Regions from separate parts of the Homo sapiens genome. Here region 2 is linked to region 1. Evidence: chromatin loops called from intact Hi-C (ENCODE). Cell type or tissue: ovary. All regions are shown on one strand.

Evidence for each region. A loop is a pair of places that touch in the nucleus more often than their neighbours do. Peaks named below come from ENCODE experiments on the same cell type or tissue, not always from the same donor. Only the 100,000 strongest peaks of a DNase experiment are listed, where the experiment ranks them.
Region 2: a loop joins it to region 1, with 4 times the contacts of the local background. A loop is called at or near these places in 1 of 110 quality-filtered maps.

The regions. Positions count from the first base shown.
Region 1 is chr9:111,093,324-111,095,823 of GRCh38, reverse strand. No RefSeq gene overlaps it. Among named protein-coding and RNA genes, the nearest start is that of LPAR1, 56 kb to the right of the region's middle. In ovary, no CTCF peak of the experiment used is centred here; a DNase peak (open chromatin) is centred at 1,043.
Region 2 is chr9:111,173,864-111,176,363 of GRCh38, reverse strand. No RefSeq gene overlaps it. Among named protein-coding and RNA genes, the nearest start is that of MIR7702, 96 kb to the left of the region's middle. In ovary, no CTCF peak of the experiment used is centred here; no DNase peak of the experiment used is centred here.

The DNA.
Region 1 (2,500 bases):
GGTCCCAAGCATGCCTGGGATGAACTTCATGCCCAGTTAGCTTGTCATATCACATTACTTTGCTCAGACATGGGCTAAGCTGGCTTTCTAAATAAGACATCAAGTCCAGAAAATTTAAACACATGTGGGGGTCATAGGAAATCTGTTTAAAACAAACACTTTGGTGCACATGGAAACAAGAAGTTTAATGACATTGTCTAACAAAGCCGTCTGGAAGGACTCCTCAGAGCTCTCAAATGGCTCTTGGTTATCAGTTGCTGGGAACGTCCCAACTGGCAGGAAGCACATCAGTTTTATGGCATGTAGGGGCTGTTAGACGGAAGGATTTTAGAATTTCACTCCGTGTTTAACTCCATAGGGATAGATACTTCATGCTTCTCTCTGTGATATAACAGAATCTTGTTTTTCAAAAAAGCAGTCCTAATAATAAATTCATACCAGGGCTATTTGATTTGACCTTTATCTTTTCCCAGTTTGTGCTAACATGGGTCTTGTCTAAGTTCTGTAAGTGAACCCCATTGCTCTTCTCCTAAAGTTGTTCCAGCAAATGATATAACCAGGCAAGCCTTACCTCATGATTTTTATGCCTCCTGTAGGATATGACATGCAAGTTTCCTGACTCCCTTGCCTGTCTAAATCCTCTGGGTTCTTTCTTGTGATAAAGGTCTCAGCACAGTATTCCACACATTTCATGCTCTCCTCTTCACAGAAACAGGTTGAAAAAGACAGCATGCTTTCAGGAGAGTCTCATTGAGAGAAGATGGACAGGGGGTAGTACATAAAATGCTAATTGAAAGAATAATGGTACTATTCTTGAAAGCTATAAGCAATTTTCTTCATGCTGAGAAGTGACAAGGGAAGATTTACAAATTCAAAGAATCTGACTTTGTTGACTTTAGAAAATCTCACTGTATCCCTTTTGCTAAGACGCCAGAGAAAAGGGCCTTTTGCCATGATTCCAATAAGTGTGTCCTGCTCTAGTTATAATAGTCCCACCTCCCGGTCCATGCTGAGTCACTGCTAAAGTTTTTAGTCATGGACAGTCAGAAGCAAGTCTGTGTAAACTCTCCTGGCCCCTCCTGGCTTCACCATCTCTTCCTCTTTCTCTAACTCTACTTCTCAGAAGACAATGCTCTTTGGTTTCTAATTTTCTAGAATCCAGAATACTCCCTCCCCTTTAGGGAAGTGAAATAGGGACTCTGGGGATATTCCACCCCCTGACCATCAAAGACACAGGGAAGGGGTCATCCTGTGGCTAAAAGCCAGGGGAGATCAGAACCAAGGCCAAGGTTGAATTTCTCTCTGAACTAACCCTCAACTCTGACCTAGAAAGTCCCCCTTTTGAGGTTCTTTGTCATAGATACAGCAACAGCAATGCAGAATCCCACAGAGAGGTCACAATGTTCTTGTTCTTCCCATTAATACAGGCCAGGATCAGGGGCTTTAATTTTGAGATGAACCTCTCACACTTATCTTAGTAAATCTTGTTGCTGAAGTAGGTCCCCGATAAATAAACTCTTGAGTTTAATCAAATATTAAAATGAGGCTGGGTACAATGGCTTACACCTATAATCCCAGCACTACGTGAGATGAAGATAGGAGGATTGCTTGAGCCCAGGAGTTCAAAACCAGCCCAGGCAACATAGTGAAATCCTGTCTCTACCAAAAAAACAAAAACAAAAACAAAAACAAAACAAAACATTAAAATGGCAATTATTCCTTTGTATCTTTCAGAACTAATCTCAGAAGCGTCACTGAGTGTGGAGTAACATGCCCTTTAACTCTGTGTGGCTGAATATTAAGACAATGTTCTCTATTTTTCTATGCAACCTACAAGTATTGTTAAATGTTGATTATATGAGAGCTTACAGAGGGAGCTCTAAACAAGAAATGCCTGCCCTTAAGTATAGACAACACCTTTTGGGAAAGAAGGCACACATATTTGAAAAGATGAGAGAGAGCAAAAAGTATAAGCGAGGGAGTCACCCCCGTGGGCTAAAGTGGTCATGGACAGCTTTGGAGAGAGGTTTTGGAGAAACCTCTGGGGACTTGGTGTTCAGGGGCACCCTTATAGGGGTGTGGAAGGGTGATATATGCAATCCTGATACCATCTCTGTAGATGCAGAAGTGGATTATATATGACATGTATGATCATGTATGTGTGTATGTACACACATGTATGTATGTGTCACAGATGTTGGACTCTATAAAGGCTAAACAATGACTTACATCAGATTTTTAATTAGGAATTTAACTTTAATAGTTATTCAGATTTTCATTTTTTTGCATCAGTTTTGGGAATTCATTTATTTCAGCTAAATTGTCAAAGTTATTGACATAAGCGATTTCTAATGATTTCTTCTTCTTCTTCTCCTTCTCCTTCTCCTCCTCCTCCTCTTCCTCCTTTTTCTTCTTCATCATCAATTTTTGAGACAGAGTCTCACTCTGTCATCCAGAGTGCAGTGGCACAATCATGGCTCACTGCAGACTTGACTTGCTG
Region 2 (2,500 bases), 81 kb before region 1:
TTGCAACTTACACTTTGCAAATCCTTTTCTTCCTCCTTATGCTTCTTCTGTGGGATAGAATGTGGTTATGATGCTAGGACCTACAAGAGTGATCTGAAATCGTGGTGGGAAACTGCATATTGTGGAAACTAGGAGTATAGCAAAGAAGAAAAAGACCAAGCACCCTCAGCCCTAGACTGTCTGCATGGACATACATATACCTCATTTTAGCCGCTATTGTTTAGGATCTCTCATTTATAGCAGCCAAACAGGATTTCTAACAAATATGCCTCTTTTCTTGAGTTAAGTAGGAAAAAACTCAAATTTGAGATTATTGAAAAATGATGAGGATATTGGATCTCAGATCTTATATGCTGGAAACTAAATATCCAGAATGTATTCTGTTGGTGCATTTTTTATTAAATAAGGAAGAATGAAAATAAGCTAACGCTCATCAAGGGGTTAGAAAATATTCAAATTAAACTAAGGAAAGCAAGAGAAAAAAATTAAAGATAGAAACAGAAATTAAGACAAAACAGAGAAACTGCCAATAAAGTTAAATATATAGGGTGAAAACAAAACATTGCAAAATAATTTTCTCCAAGATGGATACCTGAGTCAATTTTATGAGTTTTCTTCAAACCTTCTGATAACTGGCATTTGCCATGGCACATGAAATATTCCAGAGTCTACAAGAGGAAAGAAAGTTTCCTAATTTATTATACAATGCTAGCATAACACTGATAGCCAAATCTGACAAAACAGACAAAATTAAAACTCTACATTTATGATCACTGAGGCAAAACTTGCTAAAATGCTTACTATAGGAAAAAAATTCCATGGTTCCAATGACTTGGCAAAAAAACTACCTAAAATGTTTATGAAAGACAAGAATAAAACTATGTGTTTACTATATAAAGGCAAAAAACTACTTCAATATTTTACAAATCAAATGTAGAACTATGTTAAAAGAAAAATGATATTTAAGAATATGAAATAATAGTAGAAACACTATTAGCACAATGTATCATGGCATCACTAGATCAAAGGAAAAAAATATTTGAACATTTTTATAAATTCTGGAGATGCATTTTCTATACTTTTTTTTTTTTCTGAGACAGAGTGTTGCTGTTGCCCAGGCTGGTGTGCAGTGGCACAATCTCTGCTCACTGCAACCTCTGCCTCCCAGGCTCAAGCAATTCTCATGCCTCAGCCTGTAGCTGGGACTACAGGCAAGTGCCACCACGCCCAGCCAATTTTTGTATTTAGTATTTAGGAGAGACGGTGTTTTGCCATGTTGGTCAGGCTAGTCTCGAACTCCTGGCCTCAAGTGATCCACCTACCTTGGCCTCCCAAAATGCTGGTATTACAGGTATAAGCTCTATAAGTATTTTTTAATACTTAGAGATGCAAATTTGTATATCCAAACATGACAAAACAAGGAAAACTAATATGGTAGCAAACAGTGCTGTCTCATAACACTAACATCATATGTAATGGTAAATGCTAAAGGCATGTTTATCAAGCGCATAAAGAGGACAGGAACATTGGTTTTCGTTACTTTTTAAAGGTAGTTTTTTTGACAGTTCTAGCCAAGAACAAGGTAATAGTATTACCATTTCTCAGTGATATTTTGAATGTAAGCAAAAATGACAACACAAAATCCTAGAAGGAAAATAATAGAAATAACAATATTATTTTCCTCTATATGAAAACAACATTGGTAAGTATAATGGAAAAATATATAATTAAAATGTCTGCAATACCAATTCTAGATTAGCTAAGGAAAAAAAAACAATGAGAGACAGACTCAAATAAAAATGAATAAATGGAGACATAGTATATGTTTCTAATAGGATGATCCAATATGTTATCAATCCTCGGGTTAATTTATATATTTAGTGCAACTTCAAGCAAAACCCCAACATGAATATTTTGGGCCTATCAAAATTTTTTTGGAAGTACAGGAAGTCAAGAATATAGAATAATACGTACAATAAAGATTTTTAGCATTGTTTACATTGAGGTAATTGATAGAGTAAAATGTACAAATCTTGATTTTACAGCTCAGTGAATTTTTATGAATGTATATATCCCTTGTGATTACCACACAAGATATAAAACATTTTCACACTCCTAGAAAGTTCCCTTGTGTTCCCTCCTAATCAACAGCCCCAACACAGAGATCATTATGACTTTTATCACCATAAATTAGTTTTGCCTGGTATTGAATTGCATAAAAATGGAAGCCTATAATAATACTCTTTCATGTCTCTTTTTGACAATCACCCATGTAGCTGTGTGTATCAATCATTTGCTCTTTCTTATCGCTATATAGCAGTGCATGGTATGACTCCATAACTTGCTGATTCATTTTTCTCTTGATGTACATTGTGTTATTTCCAATTTTGGACTTTTGGAAATAAAGCTGCCATAAACATTCTTGAGTACGTCTTTTTGTGGCTATATACTTTCATGTCTCTTAGGTATATACGTAGGAGTGAAATTTCTGGGTCGTAGG